2 separate regions of the Homo sapiens genome follow, and region 1 is linked to region 2. Evidence: read pairs that join two places in POLR2A ChIA-PET (ENCODE). Cell type or tissue: MCF 10A. All regions are shown on one strand. Links, peaks and the distances in the headings refer to the core of each region. The heading gives the core; the rest is flanking DNA. Region 1 has its middle 130 kb from the start of MIR8062. Region 2 has its middle 210 kb from the start of MIR8062.

Region 1 (16,674 bases), core at 5,921-10,920, 82 kb before region 2:
TTATACTAAATTATACATATCAAAAAACTCAGGCCTGGCACAGTGGCTCACACCAGTAAGCCCAGAACTTTGGAAGGCAGAGGCGGGCAGATCACTTGAGTCCAGGAGGTCAAGACTAGCCTGGACAACATGGAGAAACCCCATCTCTACAAAAATAAAGAAATTAGCTGGGTGAGTGCCTGTAGTTTCAGCTACTCAGGAGGCTAAGGTGGGAGAATCACTTGAGCCCAGGAGGTGGAGGTTGCAGTGAGCTGAGATCGCTCTCTGCGCTCTGGCCTGGGTGACAGAGCAAGACACTGTCTAAAAACAAACAAACAAACTTAGGGAAGATGCTCTAAATGCTTTGAGAAGAAGCCTGTGCCAAGTTTCTAATCTCCCTTAGTTGTACTGGCTTCAAAGTCAGTTAGTGGTTTAGAGATACTTCCCACAGAATGAGCTCAACTCTCAGCTAGGGACAAGAAAAATAACAAACTCTGATATAGGCAATACGACAGTTGAAAAGATGACTTTGAAATCGGATACAATCCACTGAACAGCTTTCCACAGTGTGTTTTGCTCCGACCATACTGTATTGCTTGAAGGAACTTTGAAGTCCACATTCAAATCTGCAACTGTTTGAGTGTGATGCAATAAGATACCCTAGGAAATTACGGTGGATAGATGAGTTAGCCTCCTGGATACCCAATGATAGATGAACCATGCACTCTTGGGAATTCATGAGTAGTTCAAATGATCCTCCAAAATGTTATCTGTTCATCCAGAGCTTATTTAAATCATCTGAATTTCATCACCATCCAAAATTCAGCTGACACTCATATGAGGATTTCCTTTCCCATGCAATTTCTCTTTCCACTCTCAGCCAGAAATAGTCCACACACTTTCTGAAGGTCAGACAGCTGACAGGTCTCAAGAGGGCTGGAAAGCAAAAACAAGCCAAAAAGTAAATAGCAATGTATTCAATGTAAAATCTAGTTGTAGAGAGTTAACTTCCCAAGTGAATATTGCAGACCTTTATATATTGTGCTGTGGCAATATCTGTAAAGGATGCTATAAGCATGGCCACTTTAATGTACTTGTAGTGGAAAATAATACCTCATTTATTCTTGCTGCATTATCCAAAATCCAGATTATACCATGAAATAGCAAAATAGAAGAGTTGGGAAGTTTAGAAAAAATAGTCACAGAGATGAGTAAGACCTGGTGATTTAAATCTACAAGGAAACATTCAAAGAACCAGGACTATTCATCATGGAGAAGAAAAAACTGAGGGCAACTGAGAAGCATACTACCTAAGAATAAATGAAATAAAACCAAAAGGAAAAAATATCTTAGGCAAGATTAGAGAGCGACTGTGGTTCACTTATCCTGAGATCAAAACCAAAGGAAAACATTATAAAGTGCTCTGAGAAACTGTCTGATCTTCAACTTGTTCACTTTCAGGGTAATTACTATGGGAAAGTATAAAATCTCCTCTCTGCAAATCTCTATTGAAATATTATTTTCTATCTGACATCATTTAAAGATGACTTATCTTGATTTAAGAAAATGGGCAAGATTTTCCAAGTTCCCTTATAATTAATAAATTCCTATATTCTGTATGTTATCCTGTGATAAGAACAAATGCAATCACCAAGGAACCCTGCCTATATAAATTGCCATGTTTAAAGAGGTATCCTATTAAGAAATAATGATATAAAATGGAGATCCCAGCTAGTGAAGGGTAAAAAAAGTCTGCACTGAGAAAGAAGCATAGTGTGCCCCCGAATCGTTTCTCAGACTCACCTTCTAATATGCTGAAGTTGTTACATAACATTTGGTTTTAATATAGAATGTCGTGATTCACACAGACACAGTTATCTGTCTTATGATATCCGGTGAAATTAAGTGGGAAATATTAAAATAACATTGGGTATGGCGGTAATATTAACTGCTCAATTTTTCAAAAAAATCCATGAGCTTCTTCACATTTCATAGCCCTCTGGATTTTCTGTGGGGTCATGTCACTAGTTTTACCAATAGCCTGTGAACAGAAGTGCCATGTCTCATTTCCAGGTCAAAATATACAGGATGAGGTGTAATTTCTTCACATGTTTCCTCCATGAGGCTGTGATTCACATAGGAACTATGCGCTAAGAAGGCAGCACTGGAAGGCAAATACTGATTGAGTTGTTGCATTCTTGGTGTGAGTAATAAATAGAATTTGAAGAGTTAAACATCACCTACTTATCCTGACTTATAGCTGCAGTAATTCTTGAGTAATAGTTGAGATAAAAACATTTCCACTCTACTCTCAATTTTCCCAATAACCACTCCTGTAAAGAAACAGCATCACTAATTGTTGACTAAGGGTGGGGAGATGCTTTTTTACCCACTGATTGATGGTTAGTTAGGCATTTTATTATTTAATATTACAAACATTTGTATAGAGCATACTATAGAATAAAGAAAATGTGTATTTTGCTATAGTAGAAAAATTATTTAAGCACTTTTAGGCTCAGGTTTTGGAGTAAATACTATCCATAGAATTGTGAAGCACTAAGATTCTGGTTGAAGAAAAGTAACAAACATAGAGTTTTATAGAGTAAACAATGTACTCACCACCACCATTATCGTTTTCTCTCTCTAATTCTCATGATTCTTTGAGATCAGGATTTGTATCCCCACTTTATAACAAAAAATCTTGCTTAACAAGAAAAAAATGGAATTAGGGCTTAAGTCTAGATCTAGATCTCTTATTTACAGGATACATCTACCATGCACTGAGAGTGTTTCCTCACTGTGTCACCAGGGTCCTGACAGAAACTCAAATAGGGCAAAGTAAATGGGATTTAATAAATGAACAGTTCAAAGGTATAAAAATGTGGATAAGGGAAATCACAGGGAAGATGAAACACCCAACAGGTTGAAATAGCAGGGAAGCCTCCAGAACCTTAGACATGAAGGCACACACTTGAGGCCCTTGATAAGGAAATGACCACCATCAACCTGTGTTCTCTCTCCCCAACAATTGAGAGTTTCTTACCTGTGGCTTCCATTGCTCCAATACAACTGAGGATACAGGGCAAAGGAGCCTGGTTTATGCTGTCCATTCTGGTCAGCCTCCTGTGGCAGAGTAGGGTACACAAGGTAGGGGTGAATCCAGAAGGACAAAGAGAGATTACCCAGCCTACATGTCAATCACTTTCATATATAGATAAACCACTTGGACACATCTGTATTGGAAAGAAATATATCTCCATGAAAGGCAACCTGAAAATATAATTAAAAATGAAATTGAGTCAGGTATGAACCATTTCCTAGGCAAGGATTTTTTCATATATTAGTCAGAGAACACAGCTGGTTGTGAAAGAGAAGAGCCTTCTGAATTTGAGCAGGTGTATGATTCTGATGAAAATAAGGATATGAGTCAAGAAAAACAGATGAAAGAAAGAAAACTGTTGAATGAGGAGGGGTAAGGAATTGAGGAAGAGTATGGTTGTATGACTTGGGAAAGGCAGATGGAAGGCTGACATGATCATGATGGAAAGACAGCTGGAGTTAAGACCTTGTTGATAATAAATACACATAACATGTTTTATTTTAGTTATTATATGTAGTCTTATGGAAAAATAAGTCTCTATTTATTCACAATAATGGGGCATGCTAGCTTTTAAAATAATGAGTTCTGAGTAAATTAACTTGACAAAGATAAGATGAGGGCAAGTAAAAATTCTATAATGCCTGCATTCTCTCTTTTCTCCTATCTCTGTTTAATACAGCCCAATTATATTTCCATGAGGATATAATAAGACAAGAGATTTCATTTAAGAAGGGGGATTGGGTGGGAGAGAGAGAGAGAGAGAGAGAGAGAGAGAGATCCTCTAGCAAAAATCCAGGGATTATAAAGATGAATTCAACCTTTGACTCAGTTTCATGGTATCTGAAACCCAGACAAGAGTTTTCATCTATTCTTCTGAGGACAGTTCCAGAGATTAGCTGTGAGGCATTATCTGTATAATAAGACAACTTTTGTTCACAATGAAGTTCTGCCCTTCATCTTCCCATCACCTCTCCCAGAGCACTGAAGAACTTCGTTCCAGCCCATTTTTTTTAGGCTCATGAGTCTACCCTTAAAATCATTTCACCCTCCATCTCCTCTTCCCTTATTAAGTAGGATTTATAAGCATCTGGACCTCATTGAGTTATTGGGTAATCACATTCATGTGATTTTTTCCTCATGCATATTAATAAATTTTGTAAACATTTTTCTCCTATTAATCCACCTTTTATCAGCTCATTTTCAGTGAACCATCCGTAAGCAGTGAGGATGCTTTCCCTCTACCTCTACAGATTAGTAGGAGGTGTTGAAAACAAATCCCATTTCTCATTTTCATTGATGGTTCACTGTATGAGTGAGTAGTATCTGCACAGAAGAGTTCATGACCCAGGAGTAAGATTCAATCTTTAGAAACCCTTGCTCATCTCAAAGAATGTTTGAAAATAATTGCACTAGTCAATTCCTCTAAACACTAGGTGGCTTCACACTAAAACCTCATCTCATTTTTAGCTTTTCCAGATTTGCTGGCAGATTTAGCAACAGCAGGTTTGCACTCCTAACATAGCAACCCCATGGAGGGTGCAGGTAACGCTGTGCTCTTTAGATGAGGCACCTGTTCTCATCTAGAACTAACTGCTAACAAGCTATATATCTTAGTATAGCTTTAATCCTTCTATACTAACAGTCTTACTCCACTCACATTCAATTCTATTTTCTGCCAGATCCCTCCTGACATTTGATGTTGTCAACAATAATTCAGACTATTGTGACATATGATGTATTATAATTATGGGCTTATGTTATGGACAAAATCATACTCTCAGAGAACCCACAAACGGTTCCAGTACAGAATTATTTAAGGTTCCATTAAGACCAAAGTAAATTATTGCAGTGCTGGCCAACAATCTAGATGACCTACTTAGGAAAAGGCATAGTTGCCCAAACTGTTGTTGCTTTTTTACAATTTTTATTTTTTACTAAGACTTGGTTCTTCCAATATACCACTAAAGTCATCTGGGCATGGAGTTCATTTGAAATTAATGAATGATCCAAAGGCAGATGAATTTATGTCAGAAGTAGGCCAGTTTTACCATGTAAACAGTATTACCAAATATTGTTTTCTGTTCCGAAATAAATGTTGCCCAATTAAGCATCAAAGTGACAATATACATTTGGCTGTTATTTGCTTTCCAGAATCATCTGGCTCCGTCTTTTCATTGTATCTGGGTGTTCCTGTCATCTTGACATTCAGGCCAGTCCTGAAGTTGCACAATGCAAGTTGAGGAAGCAAAAGAACCACTACTTAAATTGGTCCATGCAGATTTCTCCTGACCATTGTGGTTATTTGTTAGGATTCTCCATTGCCTGGGGTCTTTTTGTTTTGACTTTACTGTACAGCCAGAGTTGTATGGCTGCCCCATGAAATAAATTTAGTTTCTGTATCAGTAGCCACATTAGAGACTACCAAGAGTTCTTAAACATTTGTGGTGCCATGGACCCATGTTGTCAGGTAAAGCCCATGGATCTATCTCAAAATCATGTTTCTAAATGCATAAAATAAAGTACATAGGATTACAAACAAGCAATTACACTGAAATATAGTCATCAAGATATTAAAACATGATATATTCAAATATATTTTATATGTTATATGCTGATTCATTACTATGTTAAATATAAATATTTTAAAGTATTATAATAATTATCATAATTTCAAAGTCTGGATGTACTTAATGATATTCTGAGATATTTACAACCACCATTCTATGAGATGACAATATCAGGAGTCCTTTTAAAGTGTGGTTTGCTGCCTATATTAACAATTGAAGGAAATGCTAAATTTCATTTAGAGTATGGTAAAAATAAAGATTTTTTTTCCATTCAAGTGCATAGAACCCTTGAATTCTATTCACAGACCCTTTGGAGGTTTATGAACCTTAGGTTCAGGAAGGATCTATTCAAATCTAGATTACTGCCGTAAAAATCAAACACTTCTGCTGAACCAAGTCACTTTAGTGGAAAGAGAAGACTGGTGTGGAGTGAGTTTGGAAAACACCTCAATCTATTGAGCCGTTCAGAGACTAAAACATATATTAATATAGGTTTTTAATAATAATAGCAAGCATCCTATCTTCTATTAAGTGAAGACAAAAAACTACTACTTAAACTTATTGTTTCCAAATTAGCTGATTGATCTTCCACCCACTGAACTGGCTGGCTAGTGATTTGTTCTCACGTAAAGGGTTAGAAGCCAGCTTTCCAAATAGGGCTCACTAGTAGGTTTAAGGAGTGAACATAGAACTAATCACAACACATAGTTCCATCAGTCTAGCAAGCAAGCTTCGTGTATTGTAATCCTAGCACTTTGGGAGGCCAAGGTGGGCGAACTCCTGAGCTCACGATTTCGAAACCACCCTCGGCAACATGGTAAAACCCCGTCCACTAAAAATAACAAAAAATTAGCCAGGCATGGTCACACACGCCTGGAATCCCAGCTACTGGGGAGGCTGAGGCAGGAGAATCCCTTGAGCCTGGGAGGTGGAGGTTGCAGTGAGCCAAGATTGTGCCATTGTACTCCAGCTTGGACGACAGAGTGAGACTCTGTCTCAAAAAACAAAAAACAAAAAAGACAACCTTCAGCCAGCTTTTCCTTTGTAAAAATATTTTGTAGTAATGTTGACATGTATTAGTTCTCTTTGCCTGATTTGGGAGAAAAGCAATTTCAAACAGAAATTTTAGTTAGTCATTCTTTCCAGCTTTGTTTCCCCTCCACAAAGCGGCAATGTCTTAAATTTCTCATTTATGAGTTGCTGCCAGACTCTAATCATGACAGACTGCAGGTAAGAGGAAGAGTCAGGGACAGGCCTTGTAGGAGACCAGTACTTTACATTTTGCAGCATATGAATACACTGTGCACCCCTAAGGGCCAGTGAAAGAGTTAAAAAGTCATCCTCTATGGAAAAGTAAAAAACCTAAATAGTTATTTTTTAATAAGCTCCTCTCGGACAAAACATTTTTAGAACAGTTACTCACCATATGACAGCATTCAATAAATGTTTATTATTATTTTCCGCAATAATAACAACAATGTGTTAAAGTGCTTTCCAACCAATCTGAAAGCTAAGCTGAGGAGGAAGGGGACGCTTGTCATTGCCTCCTCTCCTTTCAAGCCACCACAAATATTATGCTCTTGCTATTTTGTTTAACTTGGGCCGAATACACTTCATAGAGTAACAGGCAGGGAGAGTTAGGTCCATTAAGAAGAAACTTCAAAAACCCTCTGGCTTTGGGGCTTTCTTGTGTTATTCCACCTCAAACCCAGAGGATATGAAAGATGGGAAGATTAGTGAGGGTTTTGCCCTGGCTGTTCTTTTACTGAATGGCTTCACAAATGCCAATTGAAATAATTATCAAGCCATTATGATGATTTGCATTAAAAATGGTAACTTTAGCAAGCAGTCCATGTGTGTGTAGGAGGGCAGTTGGGGGGTAGCATGTAACGTTATAAAAGGCCCATTGAAGCCATACCAGCTTCCTGGCTTCCCGAGGATTACCACACAGTAGTTCACAAAAAGGTTGTTCTTCCAGCTCTATTTATACTCACAGTACTTACAGTGCACGCTCCCAGCACACCCATTCCTGGTATTGATTTGTGCCTATGCCCAAATTATCATCTGGCACACACAAGGCAGCAGCTTCTGGAGATGGTGATGCAATGCTTGGATCCTGGTAGAACAAAGACAGGGCCTCTTCTTATCAAAACTTCCCCTTGCTGCTAAGATAAAAATACCAGAAGCCCTGGGTACCATTTCCTACTTATTTTTTTTTCTTTTTCACCCAACTGTCTCATTAAAGCCAGTGGTTTACCCTCCATCCCCCTTTGAGTGTCTACTTAAAAGAACAAGGCAAGATATTATGGGGATCAAATTTTCATTTAATTTGCCACTTTTATTAGTGAGGGAGGCAGTTACCTTATAAATGATTTTAAAAATATTTGTAAATGATGGTTTGTCAACATCTCAGACTCACTGGGTGAAGGGGCTGGTGCAGTGAATGAGAGTGTAGTGTCTGACAACTGCTAACATCATAGGTAGCAGTTCTCAAAAGGTGCAGGGGGAGGAATTCAGGCAAGATGAGGAACCGTGTGGCCCAGGAAGCTATTACACGGGCCATGCTTTAAGTATTTGCTGAAGGTAACCAAACATGTGTTGTGGAACAGTTTGACCAAATAGGCACTACTGAATTCTCAACCTTGAGTATGTCCCCGAATTGCCCAAGGAAATGCTTAATTATTGGGGTTGATAGACTCCACCCCAGAGAATCTGATTCAATAAATTAGACCCAGGAATCTGTATTTTCAATAAACACCAAGATGAGTTCAATGCGGTTGGAAGAATAAAGACTTCTCTTAAGGGCAAGCTGGATACCATAAGTTTTTGAACATTTCAGGAGAAACCTATTAAAAGACAACATTACAACAATTTAGTTTAAAATATAATTGGCCTTTATTTGAAATTCTAGAATTTGTCAATATCACATTCTATAAAATAGAACGGGTGTTCCAATGAGCTCAGCAGAGAAGGTTGACCTTATAGAGAAAAAAGGGCTGAAGCAAGTAGAAACAGAACAAAAAGCAGATTGTTGGTTTCAAAGTTACTTTCCTTGTAGGATTAAAACAGAGGAAACGTCCTTATTATGCTGACCAGGGTTGACTGGAATCTCCTGGTTTTTTGAAAACTGGCTCATTTCAAAGTTAAGTTTGATTACATGGCATTAGCACAAACGACTTCATTCTGGTTGGGTCTGGTCTGCTGGAGCCCAGTGCAGGAGGCTGGTCCAAAACAATGGCCTCCTATAAACTTTAATAACCCTAAACAAAATGACAAATTGTAAGTGTACAGCTTAATAGATCCTCAAAAGAACAGATATTTCTGCTATTCAGCAACTGCCTTAAAAAGAAAGTAGAGGATGTTTTGAGGACTTTAGAAGCCTAACTTACGCTCATTTCTAGTAATTGCTGCCACCAAGAGGAGCCTAACTTCTAATGCCATAATTACTTTTAACCTGTTTCTGAACTTTATAGAAATAAAACTCTAAAGGATGTACTTTTTATATTTTCTTTTACTCAGTATTCTATTTGTCAGGTTCACCCATAATATTAGCTATAGGTATATTCATCACTTCCTTTCTTAAAAAATGTATTTTCTTAACATTCACTTTGAGATAGGTGGGTCTTTCAATTATTATTTTTAGCTTTTCGAAACTGTTATCTTTTCTTTTAGTAATGAGTCAGCTAGCTGATTCCAGGTGTCCACGTTGAGACATGCCAAAATTAATTTTTAGCCATATGTTGTTTGTTTAATTAAATCTACGGAAACAAACAAACACAAATGATGGATTAGGAAGACAAAGTAGAATAGAATAGACTTAAGGAAATACATGAACTTTAAGGAAATGTCTGTGCCTAAAATATTTGTTTTTAAGTTCTCACCTGAGTTGCTCCATGGAAAGAGTAGTTTTGTGGTTTTTGGTTTTAGAGATTAACTTTCAAGTAGCTTTGAATAACAGTTCTCAAAAGAAAGAATCCTGCTTCCGGGGTTCAGAGTGTAGTGTCTGTGTTCCACCACAGGGCCTCAGCTCACCAGTTTCATTCCCTGGAAATAGAAGATCCAGGGATGGTCTGCTATTTAAACACAAGGCCTCAGCTCACCAGCTTCATTCCCTGGAAACAGATGATCCAGAGATGATCTGCTATTTAAACACCACAGGGCCTCAGCTCACCAGCTTCATTCCCTGGAGACAGATGATCCAGGGATGATCTGCTGTTTAAACTCCAAGCTCATCATTCATTACAGTAATTTTCTTCAATGTGTCCTCTTCAATATGTCATGTGTATTTAATGACCACAAAAATGCTTGTGATGCTAATTGTGCAGGTCAGCATTTCCAAGTGCCCACATGACCTCTGGGCTCTCGCACACGCAGTGGCATGTCCAGACTTCCCAGCACATTATTCCTTAGATTGATTTTCCCATGCCATTTCTTAGAATGGGCTGGGAGGTCCCATTGGTCAAGTGTTTGGTTCTTCACATCACTGTTCTTTATTTGAAGGTACGTCGGAAACCACAGCCCCCTTCCCCATATATATTTTTTTTTTATTTGAGATGGAGTCTGACTCTGTTACCCCAGCTGGAGTGTAGTGGTGTGATCTCGGCTCACTGCAACCTCTGCCTTCCGGGTTCATGCAATTCTCCTGCCTCAGCCTCCTGAGTAGCTGGGATTACAGGCATGTGCCACCACACCTGGCTAATTTTTGTATTTTTAGTAGAGACAAGGTTTCACCATGTTGGCCTGGCTGGTCTCGAACTCATGACCTCATGATCCACCTGCCTCAGCCTCCCAAAGTGCTAGGATTACAGGCACACCCGGCCTCTTCCCCGTATTTTATAGTTAGTCTTGGTATTAAGCCCTGAGCGGATGGACCACACAGGTTGAAAGAAAAGCAGATGGAAAAGAGCTAAAATTCAATACCATGATTCCACGACAACCCACATTAGAATCTGTAGTAAACAGTAGATCCTATCTTCAAGGGTTTATTTTGGAGAGAGTGGAAGATATAATAAACAAATAAACATAAAACTTAAATTCTAATAATAATAATTGCCCTGAAACTGGGCCAAGGAATAGGAAGTTTACACAATTTGTGGGGTTATTTGGAAAAGGGGATCAGAGTGGTTCTGTGAGGAGATGACATTTGAGCAGGACATGAATGATGCCATGGAGAGTAAGATGCAACAATCTCAGTGCAAAACATTGCTGATGATGGGAATAGCCCTTGCAACCTTCTCACTATGCCAAGCACTATCTAAACACTGTATATTTACTACTGTGATTTTTAACATGGCTCTGCAGTGAACATGGCCTCTTTGTTACAAATAAGAAAACTGAAGCTTAGCCCAGTAACTTAGTACAGCATGAGAGTAGTGGAGCTGACTCTGAGACACCTGCAGCCTGGTTATAGCCTTGCTACTCTTTCTTTCTTTTCTTTTTTTTTTTTTTTTTTTTTTGATACTGAGTCTCGCTCTGTTGCCAGGCTGGAGTGCAGTGGCACAATCTCTGCTCACTGAAATCTCTGCCTCCCTGGTTCAAGCGATTCCCCTGCCTCAGCTTCCTGAGTAACTGAGACTAAAGGTGCACACCACCATGCCTGGCTAATTTTTTTGTATTTTAGTAGAGACAGGGTTTCACCATGTAGGCTAGGATCGTCTCCATCTCTTGACCTTGTGATCCTCCCACCTCAGCCTCCTGAAGTGCTAGGATTACAGGCGTGAGCCACCTCACCCAGCCGCCTTGCTACTCTTAAAGGCCACTCTATAATGGCTCCAGCATTAAGTAAGGTCCATCTTGGTTTGTTCAAAGCCACTGTGGCTGAACTGCAGTTAACAAAAGCACACCTTCTAAAAAGGCGAATTATTTTATTTATAAAAGTCTCCCAAATACTTACACCCATTGCTATAGACTTAGAATTAATTATTCCATGCTGGCAGATTGGTAGCCTTCCTTCACAAAAATCAAAGAGCTATTTTATTTTTAAAGAAAATGATCTTTTTGGGCCAGGCACAGTGGCTCACGCCTGTAATCCCAGCACTTTGGAAGACCAAGGTGGGTGGATCACGAGGTCAGGAGATCGAGACCATCCTGGCTAACATGGTGAAACCCCGTCTGTACTAAATACAAAAAATTAGCTGGGCATGGTGGCACACAACTGTAGTCCCAGCTACTCGGGAGGCTGAAGCAGGAGAATCGCTTGAACCCAGGAGGCGGATGTTGCAGGGAGCCAAGATCGCACCACTGCACTCCAGCCTGGGCAACAGAGCGATACTCTGTCTCAAAAAAAAAGAAAAAAGAAAGAAAATGAGCTTTTTTCAGCATCCCCGGGATGCCTGATGTTTATCAAATGTAGTGGGTAAGGTTTAAACCACCAGGTGATATATTGGAGGTGGAGGGTAAAATGTTTTTTCTTAGTCATCAGCCAGGTATCTGATCCCAGGAGAAGATCTATAAATGGATTGATTCTTGATCAAATTTTAAATCTTGGTGGTAGGAAGATGTTAGTGAAGCTTCAGTGATCCTTGTCCCAAAGCACTTTCAGTATGTCAGTACATCAGCAAATGGCTGATATAGGAAGTGCAAGCTTCCAACTCTCCAAGTACTGTTAAGAGGTGGTTCCACTCTCTGAAGATTCAATGGGAAAATACAGTGATTTTTATTATTCCTGCACTGGGAGAAGTCTCCATGGTTTGAGAGGAAAAAAGAGATGCTTTTCTGGTGTGTGAGCCACTCTCTAGAAGACAACAAACACCAGCACTAACTTGTTAGGACCCCTGTTTGAATGCAGGTGAACCAAAGGAAAGTAATTTGTTCTACCAAAAAGACACCTGCACTCCCATGTTTATTGCAGCACTATTCACAATAGTAAAGACATGGAATCAACCTAGATGTCCATCAATGGCGGATTAGGTAAAGAAAATGTGGTATATTTACACCATGGAATATTATGCAGCAATAAAAAGACTGAAATCATGTCCTTTGCAGCAACATGGATACAGCCGGAGGCCATCATCATAAACAACACAGAAACAAAATTCTAAAAAAAAAATTTTGAAAATTCTGTAACAAAAAAGCAAATTCTGCATGTTCTCACTTATAAGTCGGAGCTAAATATTGGGTACTCATGGACACAAAGATGGGAACAATAGGCACGAGAGACTAAGATAGGGGAGGCAGGGAGGAGAGTAAACATTGAAAAACTACCTATTGGGTACTATGCTGACTATCTGCACAGTACCCAAAACTGTGTGTATTAGGCCATTCTTGCATTGCCATAAAGAAGTACCTGAGGCTGGACAATTTATAAAGAAAAGAGGTTTAATTGCCTTTTGGTTCTGCAGGCTGTACAAGCATGGTGCTAGCATTTGTTCAGCTTCTGTGGAGGCCTCATGGAGCTTTTACTCACAGCAGAAGGCAAAGCCGGAGCAGACATGTCACATGGCAGGAGATGGAGCAGGGTTGGGGAGTGAAAGTATCACACACATTTTACAATCAGATCTCATGAGAACTCACTCACTATCATAAGGACGAGAACTAGAACTAAGCCATGAGGGATCTACCCCATGTCTCATACACCTCCAATTGTGCCCCATTTCTAACAATGAGGATTAAAATTCAGTATGAGATTTACAGGTGATGACATCCAAACTACATCTCTAAGTGTTGGGTTCAATCACTCCCCAATCCTCAGCATCACCTAATACACCCTTATAACAAACCTGTACATGTACCCTCTGAATCTAAAATAAACGTTGAAAAAAAAAAAGCAAGGGACTTCTTAGAATCATGGTGTCAAGCGGCCCTACCAGGACCTCCTGGTAGCAGCATTCCTTCCCCCAATGTTTCAATTTAGTGTAAGCTTTTTTTATGGAGAGAATATTTTTCTCTAAAAACAATATGATAAAAAGCCCTTGGGATAGCCTTTCCCTGACAAAGTTCTTCCAGAAATCTCTTTCTCATGTTTGAGACCTCTACTGGTTCGATCTCTTAAATAATTTTGTTTCCCCTGCCTTTATGACAACTGTTATTACGAAACACTTTATTTCACTGTTAATGTTGTAATGTATATTTTTGGGAATGTTTCTTATGCTTACGACAATTGCTCTAGGTTGGACAACCAGAATGGGGGACTGCCACTTTCTTTTTTAAAAAATTAATAATATCAAATTCCCTTTGATAAAAACTTTACCAGTTTATAGTAACACCACATATGACATTTCCTATTTCCCCAGACAATTGCCAGCAATATGCAAAATGTATTGCTGAATATTAGTGTAGTTGTATAACTTTTTATATACTTATTAGCATTGTGTATTTATCCTTCTGGAGATTTCTTGAATATATCTTGCCCATTTTATTATTTAGTATTTATTAGAACTCTTCTACAAAACCAATAAAGATTGGTGCCTTTATTAGGAAATCATGATTAACAATATTTGTATTCTGTCTATGATTATACTGTGTTTTCTATGTCTTTCAACAACAGCTTTGCTTTTATAGTTTTCTAGAACAATCATTGAATATCTGTTTGATGTTAATTAGCTGATTTGAATCCTGGATACCAGTACTCTAAGTCAATAAACTATGATAAAATTCTAACCGTTAGAATGTGCTTTTCTTTGGGTACAGGATCGGCTTAACCCGAATTGGTAAAAATTTTAAAGTCTGTTTTATTCTTTCTGGGTTCCTAGGTTGTTTATCCTTCGAAAAGAAGCACACACACACAATATCAAAACAAAGAACAATTTCCTGTTTCTAAGAAAAGTGTCTTTAAAAGACATCTTGAACATCAAATAGTTGTTACAAAACATTTTGATGAGCTAAGTGTAAACGATTCTGAAACATATGGATGAAATTTTCCTAGGAATCACTCGGGCTTAAAAATTAAGGAAAAAACACACAATCAAACTAGGTTTAGTGTTTTCCAACTCCAAGGCATTTGGTAAATAGTCCAAGACAAATGACAAATCCCTAATATGTCCAAATTGGCCCTTCTTTAATAAAATGATGTATGTAAGCCGTTGTATAAGCTTCACTCTGTTTTATGTCCCCCTGTAATAGACAAAAGAATGCAAAACTTCCCTAACTCCGGACCTTTTTGCTGGAATTAAGTCTGGCTCTGATGACATTACTAGTGATAATAAATATTAAGTAAGTATAATTTATAATAAATTTTTTTTTCTTTAGGGAACAGTGTTCAAGGTCATCTCTTTTGATCAAGGGGTTCACCACCATATTTCTTGAGTGTAAGTAAATATTCCCGGTTCAAATTTTACTAATTCCAGTGAATGCACTGCACACCCCTTAATGTCTTGGGACAGTTCGAAGTGGGTTTAAAGTCATTTTTCCCCCACTTGTTTCTAAATTTATGTCTGGTTATATGAGTATTTGTCACTCATCTGGGAAGTTTTCATTACACTTAAGGAGGAAAGTGAAAGGATAAACCAGACCTCCCAGTGCTACTCTCAGAGTAAACAATGTCTCTTCTATCTGCATAGACTTTCAGATCAAGATACGAGTAGAGCCCAAAACTCAAAATATATACGTGACTTAATGTGTTCAGGATATTTTTGTAATGTAATGTAGTGCAAGAGATGGGACTATATGTGATAGGACAACATTGGATCTTTAAAAAAAAATTTTAAAGGGTATGAGTTTGGAACTCTTGTAACCACACAAATGTAGATGTCCTTAGTCTTCAGAGATCCCCAAGCAGACAAACTAGATGGTGGTTATTTGTATTAAACTAGCCTTTGTTTTAGAAATTGAATCAACCAACATGAGAGTTTCCTTCAAAATATATCTTATAAATAATGCTTTTCATGTATGTTAAAGAGAAACTACTAGTCGGTTTATTCTCCAGTGGCTTAGATGTCAATCATGTTCTCTTTTTTTAATTTATGTACTCTCCCTCCTCCAGCCCATAGTAGGTCACCACTATTACCTCTTCTTAATTTGTCCTGCATACCACCTCAAGATATAGATACATCTTACTCTCTTACCCTCAAAAAAACAAGTACATTAGGTGACAGTTACATTAGTTTGATTTATTAATTCCATAATGTAATAAATATATAAAAACCTCACATTGTGCTTCATAAATATATATAATTTATATTTTTTAAAATAAAATTTTAAAAATATATAGTTGTATCTTTCTTATGCATAACCTTAAAGGAAGAACATATCTATTTATAAACATTTTTTGACTCTCTGTGATTTCAAATTATTTACCCTGATAATCTTGACCAGAGATGTAAGATGTATATCATCATGTGTATATACACACATAAACTTATTTGTAAAACAAGAATAAAGAGTTCTTAAATGTCCTCCTAAGATTAAAATAACAGAAACTTAAAGCAATGACAATTGTTTGAACTCTTTAAAAATCTTTACCACTTATCAAAACAACCAATATTTATGAAGCAACTCTATGTGCCAGGTATTATTCTAAATTCCGGGGATAAATTAGTAAGCATGCTCCCACAGAGCTTACAGTGTAAAATACTGAGAGGTATTAATGCAATAGCCATACACCTAAATGAAAATTACAATTAAGATAAGTAGCCGTACATAAAAGATCTTCATAGGGAAGTTTGATGCAACCAGGAGGATCAGATAAATTTCAGAACAAGTAATAGCTAAGATGAGGTATACAAAAATAGCAGAAGCTAAATGATGCATTGGGTTTGGGAATAGGTAGTTGGGAAAAGTATCCCAGACCATAGGAAAAAGCAGGCACAAAGGCCCTGTGGTGGGCTGGGAAGGAGTTTGAGGGACCCGAAGAAGTTGAATATAGATGGATCACAATGAGTGAGGTCATCTGTGGCATAAACAAGATTAGAGATTAAATTTGAGGTGATATAAATGAAAAATCAGTTATAGATATTCTGGCTCAAGAGAAAGGGTACATGAGCTTTAATTACTTGCCAAAATTTTTGGAAGTCAAGAAGCCAAGCTTGAATGCCACACAATTAATAGGGACCCGGTCCAGGGAAATTTCAGAAAAACTCCATGGTGCTTACC
Region 2 (16,674 bases), core at 5,527-10,526:
CTTGAGTATTTACTTTTCTCTTCGATATCCCATAACTTATATTTGCATTACGATAATGCAAAATATTTTTTAAATACTATGTATTTAATATTCAAATGCTATTTAAATACTATGATATAAAAGTGAATACATCTTACGTTACATGGTAAGAGAATAAGAGAGAAAAGATATATATATATTTATAGACATACATGCATATAAATACATGCAACATATTGACAACAAGGTAAGAGGGATATGTTCAACAACTACAGCCCTCCTTTCTGTAACTGGTCACACAGTCACAGCTGTTATTTATAACAGCCTTCCTCTACTAGCCACTCTGTATTTCCTTTGCCTTCAGAAAATCCTTTATCTAGTTCTTTATCTGGTGGAGTTACCCAAACTCCAGATGAAGGGTGTCCTCAAGGGCCTGAGACATTAATAATCCTGCCTTGATTTCAATGCTATAGTTTCCCATTGACCTTAATCATAGGGCATGGTAATACTAAGAGGCATCCAGAAGAATCTACTGTATTCCAGAAATATTCTTCCATGCCTCCATTGTGTAGTCAGTTTCTCCTTGGTAGTCAGGATCAATCGTCTCAGCCAGCAGAGTAACTCCCTTCTTTGCCTGTTGATTTAGAGGCAGCAGGAAACCAAAGTCCCTGGACAGGAGTCTTAACTTCCACTTCAATAGAGTCACTGTTTTGTCTCCTGGTGGAAATGTCTCCTCCCTTTGGAACTAAAATATTTAGGCTAGCAGATCATAAAGTCATGAAAACAGAAAGCAAAAATTTTGCAAGTGGGTCATTAAGGGTCATAGTGAGTGATGCCATTCCCACTTGCAACCCTGGACTCATGAACACTGGCTATGGGAGAAACCACACCATATATTGGATGCTGATTGAGACCAGATATATAGCCTTCTGGAGAACTTGCCCCAGCCCAGCAAGGCATTGTCATGTACCTAGTACTGTAACTGAGTCTTCAAAAGATCATTCTACAGATTTACCAATCCAGCTGCTTCATGATGGTGGGGAACATGGTAAAACCAGTGAATTCCATGAGTATGGGCCCATTGCCACACTTCATTTGCAGTGAAGTGGGTGTATTGATTAGAAGCAATGCTGTGTGGAATAAGACAATGTATCAGTGAAAAAGACAGTCTGAAAATTCATAGACGGTAGTTTTGGCAGAAGTATTGCATGTAGGGAAGAGAAATTTGTATCCAGAGTAAATGTCTATCCAAATAAACGCAAAACACTGCCCCTTCCATGATGGGAGCATTCTAATGTAATCAACTTGCCACCAGGTAGCAGGCTAATTCCCTGGGGAATAGTGCCATATTGAAGACTCAATGTTGTTCTTTGCTACTGGCAAATTGAATACCCAGTGGTGGCTGTAGCCAGGTCAGCCTTGGTAAGTGGAAGTTGATTTTGCTGACCTCATGCATCACCTCCATTTCTCACACCATAACCACATTTTTATGAGCTCACTGGGTCATGAAAGGGTCTGGAGAAAGAAATTGTCTGGTATCCATACAATGGATCATTCTGTCAATTAAATTATTAAAATCATCATCTGATGATGTCTTCTTTTGAAGCATTCATATGGGGTACAAATGCCTCCATGATTTTTCCCATTTAGATGTGTTTATACAGAAAGTTCTTCCCCCAATTTTTTGTTATTAATTTATCAATCATGTTTTTTTCAATTTCCTGATCATCCAGCCAACCATAGGTCACAGACCATGACTCGGTATGTAATCTCATATCAGACCATTTCTCCTTCCAGAAAAGTGAACAATCAGATGCAATTCTGTGGTTCTAACCCCTTGGAGAAGTTCTCTTCACCTGTGTCATTCAGGAATGTCCTAGAAAGTGGCTGTAGTGCTGCAACTGTCTACTTTCAGGTGTTTTCTGCATACAGTGAAGAAGCATATATAAACCAGACCTGAGTTTTCTCCTCCTCTGTCGATTGATTGTAGGAAATTCCCATGAGGCAATAGACACAGACTAAGCACCTGAGCTGTGACTCACCTATCAGGTCCTGCCAAAGCTCCAAATAGCATTCCTATCTGCCAGCGACATTTCAAGAACAATTGGATCTGCTGAATAATATGGCCCAAGAGGCAGAGCAGTTTGCAAAGCAGCTGGGACCTATAACAGTTTGCATAACAGTTGGGCCCCACAAAAGAAACTAGCAATATCTCGGGCCATTCAGTAAATGTACCAGAATAAAACACCCAAATAAGGAATGTGTTGCTCCCACAATCCAAAGAAGCTCACTAGGCGTTATGCCTTTTTCTTTTTTTTTGTAATACGATCCTGATGCAACAATGTATCCTTCACCTTAAAAGGGATATCTTGAGATTCCACATATCACTGGACCCTTAGAAATTTCATTATGTTCAATCCTGAACTTCTGTGGGATTTATTTCCCACCCTCTGACATGCAAATATCTTACCAGTAAGCCTAGAATAGTTGCTACTTTTTGCTCACTAGGTCCAATCAGCATAATGTCATCAGTGTAATGGACCAGTGTGGTATCTTTTGGAAGGAGAAGGTGATCAAGATCCTTGCAAACTAAATTATAACCTAGGGCTAGAGAGTTAATATACACCTGAGATAGGACAGTGAAGGTGTATTTCTAGCCTTGACAGCTGACAGTAAACTGCCTCTGATAGTCCTTGTTGACAGAAATGGAGAAAAAGGAACTTGTAAGATCAATAGCTACATGTCAGGTACCAGGGGATGTATTATTTTATTCAAGTAATGAAACTACATTTGGTACAGCAGCTTCAATTGTAGTCATCATCTGGTCAAACATGAGAATGATAATTCATTATCATTCTCCCAGATCCATCTGTCTTCTGCACAGACAAGTCGAATGGAAAGGTGGTGGGAATAAACACCCCTGCATCTTTCTGATCTTGATGGTGGCACTAATCTCTACCATTCTTCCAGGCATGCAGTATTGCTATTGGTTTACTATTTTCCTAAGTAGAGGCCATCCTACTGCATTCCAATCAGACTTTCTCATCCTAATGGCCCTCATTCCATAGGTAATGGAACCAAAGTGGGGGTTAAGACAACTACTGAGTAGATCAACTGCAATAATGCATTCCATAACTGAGGAAATAATCACAGAATAGGTTCAGAGATGCACTGAGCTCACTGTGAAATAGATTTAAGCTAAAACTCCACTGATCATCTGATCCTCATAAGTCTGTACCTTGACTGATGAACCATAGTTAATTTTGAGATCTCTTGGGATTAGTGTTAGTTCAACCAGTATCTTGTAGTCATTGAAAGATCTGGTTATTTCCTTTTTCCCAGTATATAATTACTCTATTAAAGACCATAGGTTACTTTGAGGAGGGCTGGGAGAAAGAATAACAGTATAAATTTTGGCAGTGTACAGAGATCTTTCCATAAGTGGACCTAGATTCCTCTTTATTCAAAAGATTCTGGGTCTTTAAACTGGCTCAAGTCTGGAAATCGATCGAGGCGGGGGGCCATGTCTTTCTGTTTTCGTGATTCAGGTTAGACTTTTGGTAACTTAACCTAGAAATTTTCTGCTTATACAGATCAAATAAGAATTTAGTATGCTTTCTACTTATTTCACTTCAAGGACCATCCATGGTAAATTAGCCAACACCAGAGGTCTGCGCAAGTCAGACTATTCTGATTGCTGCTTCATCTCTGCTGTCCTTCACAGTAACTACTTCTACCTTGACTTGGGCCGCTGAGTGCCACCACTTGACCCCTGGCACCCCAGGATCCAATTACTCACATTGTATTTAGGTTTTCCAATTTACTGACAGCAGTTCCCATTGCAGAGTCTGGCCTATAGAGAAGAACAGTCACAGAGCACTTAAATCATGTTAGGTTTTCCATTACAAATTTATTTCTCACAGTATTGGTGAAAGGTATGTCTTCTGTATCCTCCCAGTGTGAGCGAGTTGGTTTTAAATGACAAACTCACTGCGACATTCTAATCTCCCTAGGCCTTTGAATCCCCTCCTCCACAGTAAACCCAGGCAGGTCTGACATTACTGTCAGCCGCCTGTTGTAGACCCACATCCATAAATTTTGTCTGATGCAACTTTGTTTCTTCTACTATTATCCCATACCTTTAGTATCTATTCCTACCCATGTTCCCCAGATTTCTTTCTACATATTTAGAAAACCAAGTGGATATTTTGAGTGTAGTATACCTCTTTGTGTGTAACACATTGTACCTGCCTTTAGAGACCTACCAGACCTTAAGTCTGGTATAGATACAGAAACAAAGACAGTGGGTTCTTTACCTTTTCTTTTTATATTAATTATTGTATTTTTTTTCCAAAATGCATTCTTAGGCTAAAAGTGTGGGTTCTTAGCAGGACAGCGAGGACTTACTTTTATGGCAACTTTTTCAGGGGATGTCATTGTTGTTTTCTCAGACAATCATAGTTAATCCCCTTAGATGAGAGTGCAGAAGCCACATTCCCAATGGGGAGGAAGAGGTCTCTTCCGCTGGCAAGAAAAATTTAGGGGCTCAATGTTCCCAATTTCATGAGGATCTTCCCACATAGCCCCATTTCAACTTTCCTTCCCTATCCATGTCATTCTTTCCCAATCAGTGCCCTCACTTCAACAGTGCACATCCTACAAATCTGGGTCTATTTGCACTGTAATTCAAGATGAAGGCCTGATTTTAGTTTTCAGCATCTCAACCCTACAGCTGTAGGAGACCAAGGTCTCCATTGGGGCAGATATAAAAGCTGTCAGATCATTTATGTAGCATTTAAGCTGGAAACTCAAATTCCTAAGCTAATTCTTTATTTTTCCCACTTTTTCCAGCAACATTATTAGGAGAATCATGTCAACCTACTATTCATTAGTTTGCCAAGAACGTTCAAAAGCATCATAGACACAATTCCCCAAGTCCTTGATCCTTATAAATGGTTGGTAAGGAGTAACCAATGGTGATATTTTGTTTATCCCTTTTGCCATTTCAGGGCCATGGACTATCTGTGTTCTCTTAACTCCTAGAAATAGTGTTATTAGTGCCTTTAAACCTAATCAGATAAGAGAGCCATTTCCAGGAATTCCAGAACCAATTCATAAAACTCATGCCTAAAATTCTGTTCCTGTAAAACCATTCTAGGTACCAAAATCTGGATGAGGCTTTTCCAGGGAAATAAAATAATAGGCAATTATGTACACACACAAACTCACACATACACATACATTAGATTTATATATATATATATATATATATCTTCATATATATATATTCCTAAATATATATATACATACATATTTAGGAATTGGCTCACATGATTGTGAAGCCTGAGAAGTCTCAAGAACTGCAGTCAGCAAGCTGTTGACCTGGGAAAGCCAATAGTATCATTTCAGCCCACATCCACAGACCTGAGAACCAGGAGAACCAATGGTGTCAGTTTCAGTCTCAATCTACAGGCTTCAAACCCAGGAGATCTGATGGTATAAGTTCCAGCTCAAAAGCCTGCAGGCTTGAAACCCAGGAGTAGTTGATGTTACAATTTGAGTCAGAAGACAGGAAAACAAACAAACAAACAACAACAACAAAACTATTGTCCCAGCTCAATCAGTCAGGCAAGAGGAATGCCTACTTATTTATGATCAGGTCAGATTTTTGCTCTATTCCAGCCTTCAGCTGTGTGGATACAGGCCATTTACATTAGGAGGCCAATCACATTACTCAGTCTACTGATTAAAATGTTAGTCTTATCCAAAAACACCTACAGAGACACACTGAGAAAAATGTTTGACCAAATATCTGGGCACACAATGGCCCAGTCAAGTTGACACACAAAATTAATTATCATGAATACTCACCTCAAGAGTTTACACAAATATTAAATGAGATAATAGATATAAGTACCTAGTTAAGCCCAAGTATATAGTATACTTTCAACAAATGTTGATCATTGTCAGAATTAGTTATTACTATTAAGTTCATGGTAGAAAATGTGTTAAGTATTGGTCCAAGAATAGCAAGGTTGAGAGTAGAACTGGGCCACTACTCTACCAGATTCTGGAAAACCAAGGCTAAGAATAATTTCTTTAAAGATTATGCTGATACTAGATTCTTCTTGGGAGTAAAAGGCTTACACTTATCATTGATCCCTGTGGAAATTTTACCTCCTAGTTTTGTGGGTTAAAGCCAAATCTTAAGTGCCTTACTACTTCTAAGCACAGGCACTTTAAGAGCGCAAAGAAGTATTGGAGAGAGGTATAGATTTAAGTGAAAGTTCATACCAAATTTTTAAACTTGAATCATATGATTTGATTTAGTCTCTTAATCTATAATAGTTAATGTAAGTTTCTTTTGCTTCTTCCTAGAAAGAATGACACTAAGGGTTTGATAGTAAAACATATATACTAATGGATAGATTTTCGAGCATGTCTGGTTTCACAGTGATAACACTGATTAGGACCATGCACACAGACATTCTTGATTACAGGTCTTACAGCCATCATGTTAAAGATTTGCCTCCAGCATTCACGCACACAGGCTGCTCTACATTGCCACAGCTTTGCATCCATGATTATTATTTTTCAATTTTAAATTATGCATTGAAGCCATATTTACAAGTGCACATATCATAAATGTACAGATTATTAAATTGTTACAAAGTGTGTAGTCTTATAAGCAAGAGCCAGATCAATAAATACAAGATTTTAATCATTAGTTTCCTGCTGCTGTAAGAATATAGACCCTTAACCCCTAGAATGAAAGCAAACTGCCATTCTATAATTAACAAAGTAGCATCTATGGTTAGAGTCAGGGTTCAACTCTCAGCTCCACCACTGGCTAATCCCTCTCTGCCTAACTTTTCTCATTTGTAAAATAAGCATAATAATATACCTATCTCATGGGTATATTAAATGAGTTAATACATGTGAAGAGCTCAGAAATGCCTGGCTCATAAGAAGCTCTCAATAAATGTAAGCCATATTTATTGCATAGTTCATTTCCCCTCATACTACTTGTTACCAGATGGTGCCTGAAATGACATGAAGTGCTTGCTGAATGAATAGGAAGGAAAAATAAGAGTCCTTTACCTAACAGAATATAAAGTTTCAATGAAATTACACCATGCAGAGAAAGCAATTTGTCCTGTTTACATGGAAGACAAACAAGGAACTGGACTTTGGCTTTGAGCTGTGTGAATGGGAGATGGCATTGCTTCCGTGACCCACATTCACATTCAATAACAAGACCAGAGAGAAACAGCTTTTAGGAGCCCAACAGGAATAGTCACCTAAGAGTTGCTATTTGACTAAACAGCTACTCCATTCTTTTCTTCTACACAGCCGTTCCTTGCACCTTTCAACTGTGTGGCAATATGACTCTCCTGAGATTGAGAAACAGTGTGTCAGGTTCCATTCATCCTTAACATAACAGAGGAGTGGTAGCTACAGTATACCAGAAAGGGAGCTTTCATTGATCTGCAGCACTCTGTTTCCGTCACAGGGAAGAATCTTCTTGCAACCAGGGCACTAGAGAACTGAACAGCCAAGTAAAATATTGGGCAACATCGAGTCACCCGCACGCCCACATAGAGTCCCAATTTAGCAAAAGAGTAAAGTTCATGAGCAAGACCATCACTAATAATTTGCCACAAAGAGTACCAATTTTTCTGTTTTATTTGTGAAGTGTTGCAAAATGCTTGCTGCTGATCCTCCCATTGATTTAAGTACATCTGAACCATTTTTTTTCTATTTCCAACTACAGAAATCTGTAATTTATTGAGCTATTTTTAGCTACAAACTTTCCTTGTTGAAATCTCTGGAGTTAGAAATCTAACAGGCAAGAGGAATTAAACAAGGATCATGTAAATTAGGAAGTGTATGCAAAAGATTATTTGCTGATGTATTGGTATTGTGGAGGTACTATACCCAGCTAGAAGTCTTGCTGCAGTCTGTGGCTGTTATTTAAAAGTTATTCAAGAATTACTCTTTTCATATATAAATTATATGGGTGAATACTTAAGAAGTTCTGTGATTTCTTCATTTGCACGCTTCCTTAAGCTGCCAAGCTGTTTCAGAAAAAACAAGCAAACAAAACATTCAATAGCCCAGTTATTTCGCTTTTTTTTACTAAACAGGTGTTTCATTCCATGAGACAATAACACTGAAATTATGATATATATTACATCATTGTTTACCATTGAATACTGGCCAGAGGGCATTGCCGACATTCATATAGTTCTTGGTGTACATGTGATACAAATTACCCATGATGTCATTAGAGAATTGAAATGCAAAGAGAGTAAGAAAAATCTTAGAATGTAGTTGAAATACCCTTGAATTTTCACCATTGTTAGGGTTATTTTTTCTAGTATATTCATCTGAAGCTTCTCCTAAAAGCTTAGATTAGACATTGTCATATTTTGTTTACGTTTATTGAAAATCAGATCATTTGTCACATTTAGGCACTCCTCAAGCCTCTCAATGGCAAACTACCTCATTTTCTGGCAGAAGACAGAGCATGAGAATTGAAGCAATAGACTTTACATAAAGTACACTGTGTACTTCTTCCCCACGGTAAGAATAGTTTCCATCCCAGACACACTCCAAAACCTTCCATGATTTTGATGACAGTAGCAGTAAAAAATTACTTCACATTTACCAAAATGGGCAACAATAAATCTCAAGTTTCTTTTCACAGCTTTGACAATCTTAACTTACCAATTGAGAAATTTACTTAGTAAGACTATAGGGGAACTAGGAAAATACACTTGAATTAGCTTTTATTTTGCCAAACTAATCCACTGTTGCAAGTGCCATTGCATCAGGTGGGACAGTATGTGAAATAATGAGTGTTAACAATAGGACTCTCTTGAATTTTATATAGGTATATAATAAATTATATATATAAAACAAAAGATACCTATGGACACACATATGTATATATACATATATGTGCATATATATGTGTGTCTCTACATAGATGTATATGTGTGTGATATGTAAGCTTATAGGAAATGAAGTAGGTTTGGAGTTATAGGCACACTTTTTCACCCTCACTTGCATATATGACAATGTAAGTGTCTAAAAAGAAAAAAGATTAAACAATCAATTGATAATAGAGATTTTCATAATAATGGAGATCATAATATAGATGGAAAAAAAGAAGGCCAAATATGTGCCAGACTTACTCATTTATATTTCTTTTATTTGATTCTTAGAACAAACTTCAATTTAAAAGACAGGAACCAATGTTGGCATCAGTTAAGTAAATAAGGTTTATAGTCTCACTTACAATGAGTAAATGGAAATGCAAGTTTGAAATATACATTTATAGACTTTGGTTCCAGAGTCTGAACTGGGAAAAAAGTAGAAGGAGTAAGCATTGATATGAGCATGGCAGTGTGAGGTCAGGCTAACTATATCTGCAAAGAGAGGTACACTCAGAAGGACCAATAGCCGGCCTTGTTCTAGCAGTAGGAGATCTATGCTAGGATTTCAACCAGGGAGATGGTGAGTAGGAAGTGTCTTGTTAATTTCTTTTTTTCTTTTCTTTTCTTTTAATTTTTTAAAAAATTTTGATACAGGGTCTCACTATGATGCCCAGGCTGGAGTGCAATGGCATGATCATAGGTCACTGCAGCCTTGACTTCCCCAGGCTCAGATGATCCTCCCACCTCAGCCTCCCGAGTAGCTGGGACTACAGGTGCATGTTACCATGCCCAGCTAATTTTTTATTGCATTTTTTGTAGAGACCAGGTTTTGCTATGTTGCCCAGACAGCTTTCCAACTCCTGGGCTCAAGCAATCCATCCACCTCAGCCTCCCAAAGTGTTGGGATTACAGGCGTGAGCCACTGCTTGTTAATTTCTGTAGCTCCTATCAATAAAAAATGATTAAAATGATTCTATTACCTCCAAATTTCATGCAATTACAAATGTCATGCATTTACAAATTTCTGATTTCTCCCTAAGCTTACATTACCTTCATTACCTTACATTCCTTTACCATCATCCATACCAGTCGGAATGAAAAACCAGGGCCAATCTCAGGGTTCTCTATATTAGTAATCTCTCTTGGTTTGAAGTGAAGGCTAGATTGAAGTGGTCATGGGTCCCATACCTCAGAGAACTTAACATGGTGAGCTTAAGAATAGGTGAGGGGAAAGAGCTCTCCTTTCCAGTCCATCATCTGGAAAAGCTTGAGAACCACTACCTCAGGTAAAGCTTCAACTATAAAGCAGAGCAGCCACACGGTGACATATTTCCCCTTGATGCTCTTTTCAGAATTCTTTTGTTTTGTTTAACACAAAAGCCCTTTGTAATTGAAGTTAATGTTTTATGGCCTCATTTCGACCACTATGTTGTCAGTAATTATTAATAGTAATCTATTTTGTGTTCAAATACATGGAAAGGAAAAATGAATCTTCCAGCTACACCCCGGGATATCACATTGGTTACATCTTAGAAGACAGACTTTTGTAAAAGTGTCCCTTGAGACCTCTGCCCCATCTCAACCAACTTCATTCACATGAAATAATCTGTTAATTGCAATATAACAATTTTTAAAAAAAGAAACATTGAATTTTTCAGTAAGGATGTATTCTATAATTTTATATGCCAAGCACTATTCTAGATTTTGATAGTGTTAATGGAATCTAAAATTCTTCAGAAGAAATGAGATATAGGGACAGAAAAATTTTAAAATAAAGTGCTAAAGAAAAGATTTTTTTATTATTAATATGTATTGAGCTCCTACTATGTTCTAGGCACACAGCAATAAGCAACAACAAAGTTTCCCCTCTTCTTGGAGTTTATATTATAATGGGAGTGGGAGAAAAGACTGTAAATAAATGGATAAAATACAAATATAATGTCACATAGTGCTCTCAGCTTTTATGACATATAAATCAAGGCAAGTGGATAAAGAAAGACAGGAGGGCTCAGTTAGAGTATACATGGAAGTCCTCACCACTGGAGTGAAAGCTGAATAGAGTTTTAAATAAATTATTATAGGCAAACAAATAAAGAAGTTTTAAACTTGTCCTGGGAGGCATATAGTAGGTTTCATTGAGAGGAGACATTTAATCACACTATCAAGCAAAAGGTAGAAGTTGAACCAATAGAAAATGAATAGGCCAAAATTTTATAAGGGTAAAAAGACCTACTTTCCTTAAATCCAAAGATGCATCAAATATAGTTTTACAAAAAAGCTTTAGGGAATCACAACTTAGTTTTGGTAGGAAGAGATGAGAGTTTGGTCAACACAAAATGTCAGGCATTTTTCATCGAAGAAGCTGCTGTCACAAAATTTAAAATGCTGACTAGGTGGAATTTTGCTGTGGGTTTGCTACTTCTTTCTAGCTACAGCTAAGACCTCAGGACAATGTCTTCTCCAGAACTCATTTCTATGGAAGTGGGGAAGTCTCAACTGCTTATAAGAACTGCAACTGCACTATTTAAGAATTTGAAATTAGGACTCTTCAATGTGTAGAGTGCACTGTCCACCTCAACATTGCCACAGGTTCTTATTAAAATGCAATTTTGGGGGCCTTACCTCAGACCAATTAATCAGAATTTATCAGGGGGATCCTGGAAATTTTAATTTTCAGCAGACTTGAGTATTAGGGGGAACTAACTTTGAAAAGAAGAAAAGATATCTTTCCAGGCAGAAGGAAGAGCAGAAACAGAGGTAATAAGGTTGTTAGATCTTGAGGAACAGAAAGATCTGTTTAGCCAAAATATAGTTCTCAAAAGACAGAGTGATGGAAAATAAGGTCAAGATATAAGTAGTCCAAACCAAGTAGTGTCTTCTAGCTCATGGCATGGAAACCCTTCCCCAACTTGAAGGGTTAGTGGGGAGTCATTGGCAGATATTAAATATATGATGATCATATTAAAAAATAAAAATGCCAGTGGAGTCTGCAAAGGGGAAGGTTTTAAAAAGCTACCAAAGAAATTTTACATCTTCATCAACTCTTTTTTAGTTCTTGTGTTTTTGGAGGATAAAGGTAAACATTGCATTCAGGGCCTTATTTTGACTGAAACAAACAAGTTTATTTTTAATGACATCTCTTTATTATTGTATACGTTACTGAAAAGATAGAAAACTGCAGCTAGAAAGATAAAATATCTTGGGCCCTATTACTAGTATTAGTTGATCTTGTATCAAGATCTCCCTAGAGTACATGCAATTTGATGTGCCACAGCTGTGGCTTAATGCATGTGAAGGTATGCGGGCTCTGAAAGAGGCCTCAGTACACCTTGTAAAATAAGAAAGAGGTAATGTCCTAAGCAGGTCTTTATTTTGTATGACATCTGATCCTACTTCTCAACTTTATCATTAAATTTTCCAGGATATTATCTAAATAAATAATTTTATATAAGAAATGCACAGAATAATTTCATAGAGGATATCACTGCTTGCTTTGTACACTCTTACTGCAGAATAGGTTGAATTCTCAGCAGGAACAAAAATAGCTTCACAATGGAAGTAGTTGGAAAGGGTCTAGCATAGGATTCAGAGAATGGAATCTTTTTTACAGCTTGAAAAAAATATTGTTTCAATGTACAGATAGTGCTTGAAAAGATTGGTTTGGCTTTTCTAAATAAAATAATTGCTACACTAGTAATTCACGACAAGGGAAAATTTGTTCCTGTTTCCTCACCCCAAAGGAGTATTTATCAGTGTCTACAGACATTTTTTATTATCATAACTGAAGGGGAACTCCTAGTATTAGTGGGTGGAGGCCAATGGTATTGCTAAATCCTATGGTACGCAGGACAGTCCCTGTCCCCCATCCACATACATGACAAATCATTATCCAAATCCAAATGTCAAGAGTTCCCAGACTGAGAAACCCTAGACTAGAAATTTAGGTATGGTAGAAATGCTTACCTTATGAGTAATAAAACAGACCCTGGACTACTCATTTGTAATATTCGTGTGTTTGCTGAAAAGAGAAATGAAGGCAATGGCCACAGGAAAAGATATAGATACATCTGGTCATATAAAATTATGTCCCACTAAGTGAAGTCCTCAGAAGCTGTAGGAGTATATTAATTTACAAAACCTATTCTAGACCATTTCAATTCCTAAATAAACAGCAGGAGAGAGTAATAGACTGGGAATCAGAACTATCAACTCATCTTTCCACTCCAACCCTAGTTAACTATAATTTTTGAACAAAATACAACCTCCTTGAGTTTCTGTTTTCTCCTCTGCAGGCTAGGAAGAGAAAGATAATTGACTATAATATCTTTTCTCATCCTTATGACTCTATCATGTCGTGTTTTTCACTGTGTCAATCTAGCTAAATAAGAAACTTTATTTTCCAGAATGTTGTGGCCTAGATGGTTACAAATTGGGGTTGGCCATAAGAAAAATTTACACAGATTTGAAAGGTCTTTGTAGGACAATGGATATTCACCTTGCTAGTATGAGTCAATAGCTTCTCCAGCCCATGCTGAGTCTCTCCTATTGAGGTCTCTTGAGTTCTGAGTCAGGAACTCAACTGGGAGACAAATGGTGCCAGCTACTGCACTGACAAGGTTGAAGGCACTGGTAGACATGTGCTCCCAGTTTGTCCGTGTGGGTTCTGGTTTGTCCTATTATTTGAACAAATGTCTGCTTGGTGTCCTTATTCTCTGTCTCGAATTTGTATTCATTCTTTCCTACTTCATGCCCAGGTTTCTTTCCACTAGCCCTAACCTAGTGCAACTTTGTGCCCACCACCAAATACATAGGCAATAGCTTTTCTTAGACTTTTTTGCCAGATTCCATAATTGTGTGAGATATCATGCTTATAATAAATTGTAGGAGCTCAGTCATAGTGGTGGGAGAAGCTACCGAGATATGAGCAGGCCTTCTGAAAGTTCAGAAGGCTGTGTATAGCTTTGGGGGAGAATAAGCTGAAGGCAGCTGTTCTCGTACCCTGAGGCAGAGGGCAAGGAGTAGATACAAGGAAGCATAGTGGAATTTAGTGCAAATAAGCTTGTTTACCTATGTTAACCAGAAATTTTGACCCCAGAAAGGGAGAACAATAATGTTAATTACCCACAGATTGTGTTGGCTCCAGGCTTTCGGCATTATGTCTGTACTAAATGAAAGCAAGCAGCTCCAGCTTATTGAGGCTGCTCACTCTTCAGCAGTCCCCTAGCTGCTCTTTCACTGCATACCTGTGTCTGCATACTCCTTTCATCCATTGCTTGGCCAGGGTCTGTGGGATGGACCTGGCAATAAATCCTTTAATCTATATCACTCATAAGGGTTCTCCTTCCCTTGTTCTTCTGAGAAATACGGAATGTATCAATGCTAATGACTGAGAGGGGAATGGAGTTTAAACCCCACTGGAGATTATAAAGAAACTGAAAAATGAAAATCACAAAGTAGACATACTTTCAGCCATGCGCCGTGGCTCATGCCTGTAATCCCAGCACTTTGGGAGGCCAAGGCGGGCAGATCATGAGCTCAGGAGTTTGAGACCAACATGACCAAAATGCTGAAACCCTGTCTCTACTAAAAATACAAAAATTAATGGAGTGTGGTGGCGCATGCCTCTAATCCCAGCTAGTCAGGAGGCTGAAGCAGGAGAATTACTTGGACCTGGGATGCAGAAGTTGCAGTGAGCCAAGATCGTGCTATTGCACTCCACTCTGGGTGACAGGGTGAGACTCTCTCTCAAAAAAAAAAAAAAATAGACATACATTTAATTTCTACTTTTTAATTTCTTTCTTCACTTTGTGATTTTCGTTTTTGTTGACAGAATCTGCAGTGTTTTCCACATGTCTCTAATAACTACCTAACAATGGTAATTCATTTTTCTAAGCATAATGTAGCTATGCAGACCCTCAAGAAATGGATACTTTAGGAAAAGTGATATTACAATTTAAGAAATAAATTAAGCTAGAATACCATGCTCCAAAAAGTGTTCTGCTGATCAATAGTGTTAGCTTCGTTTTCTAAAATGCACTATCTAATAATAATTTTAGGAAGTATTTTATGCATTAGCCTATTTTGCAAATAAATTATATATTAAGAATATTTTGCAAAAAATCTTGACGCTAAGCAACTTGTTTAATTACATTTAATCCAGTATTTCCCAACTTAATTAAGCATCAGCTTTTATTCCCTCCTAGATAAATGTGTTAAAATTAAAAAAAAAAGTGTAGAAAATTCTGTACTACATAATGTAATGAAGCACTGATTTTAAACAACCTAAGTGTTTAGAGAAAAGGGATATAAATATGAGGTCCAGTAGTCTTGGAGGACATCATAAAGGAAGTATAGTTTGTATTGGAACATAGGCTAAGTATTTATATGAGCAGAAAAGAGAAGGAATAAATAGCACTTTAGAAATAATGGGTGACATAATTGAGTGGAATTTATAACATAGGGAGAAAGCCAGCTTTTGGTGAAGAACTATCTGATAGAGTCATATTTCAGATGGCTTTGAAATCTAGACTAAGATTTTTTAACTTTTATTGATAGGAGTTAGAAACACAGATTGTTGAATCATTAAGTGTTATGAAAAATATGAAATATTTTCCCCAGCATCACTTTGCTAGTAAATGGTAGAGTCAGAGTTCAAACTCAGGAGCTCTGAATCCAAAGACTGTTATTCCAGTCTCTACTATTGGATTTCCTAGCAGGTCCACTGAATAGTAAGTACATTTGGGAAAAAAATGGATTCATAAACAATCTGCGAATTTGGATAATAGGTTACCTCAGAGTGGCTTACACCTGGGGGAACATGGAAGCCTGAACATGGGTATTTTGGAAATGATGTACCAAACAAGTTACAAATCTATGTCCTGGTCATATTTGAGGGAGCCCCATGAGCTCACTGAGGTCATGAACCTGACACTGAAGCAAATCGTCCAACTGAAATCAAAAACAGAAGCTGTGGAATTAGCACCAAAAGACAGAAATGTAACCAAGCCTGGAGATTTCCTGGCAAGAGTAAAAGGTTATGGAAAACTCATCTCCTGCTTTTCTGGTCTAGTAAAACCTGACTGAATTATTACAGAAAGGTAAAAAATTAAAATAAAAGGATCCATTTGTAGGATTCCTACCAAGGGAACATTTTGAAGTTGGAACTGAAGGCAGAGATATGAGGTCCAGTTGATTTCAAAACAGTAGAAAATTATGAAACCGCTTGGACAATTAATGGCTTACCACTGTAGATCCATCTGGATCACACACTGAAGTGTGCCCCTGCTAAGTGCACAGAGATTTCTCTGGGTTTTTTGAGCATGCTTGTACATCTGCTGAAGTGATTGGAGAAAAAAACATAGACTAAGAACATCAGTTATAGTTTCAAATTTGGTTAGTTTGTAAATTCTTTACTCCTTTTTATTTATTTATTTTTTATTTTATTATTATTGTACTTTAAGTTTTAGGGTGCATGTGCACAATGTGCAGGTTTGTTACATATATATACATGTGCCATGTTGGTGTACTGCACCCATTAACTTGTCATTTAGCATTAGGTATATCTCCTAATGCTATCCCTCCCCCTCCCCCCATCCCACAACAGTCCCTGGAGTGTGATGTTCCCCTTCCTGTGTCCATGTGTTCTTGTTGTTCAATTCCCACCTATGAGTGAGAACATGCTGTGTTTGGGTTTTGTCCTCGTGATAGTTTGCTGAGAATGATGATTTCCAGTTTCATCCATGTCCCTGCAAAG

The links. ChIA-PET counts read pairs that join two places held together with the same protein. Peaks named below come from ENCODE experiments on the same cell type or tissue, not always from the same donor. Only the 100,000 strongest peaks of a DNase experiment are listed, where the experiment ranks them.
Region 1: POLR2A ChIA-PET joins it to region 2 with 5 read pairs; 3 of 35 experiments call an interaction of 5 or more read pairs at or near these places.

The regions. Positions count from the first base shown.
Region 1 is chr20:7,496,053-7,512,726 of GRCh38, forward strand. No RefSeq gene overlaps it. Among named protein-coding and RNA genes, the nearest start is that of MIR8062, 130 kb to the left of the region's middle. In MCF 10A, for the core only: no CTCF peak of the experiment used is centred there; no DNase peak of the experiment used is centred there.
Region 2 is chr20:7,578,052-7,594,725 of GRCh38, forward strand. No RefSeq gene overlaps it. Among named protein-coding and RNA genes, the nearest start is that of MIR8062, 210 kb to the left of the region's middle. RefSeq lists an enhancer at 7,031-7,325. In MCF 10A, for the core only: no CTCF peak of the experiment used is centred there; a DNase peak (open chromatin) is centred at 7,500.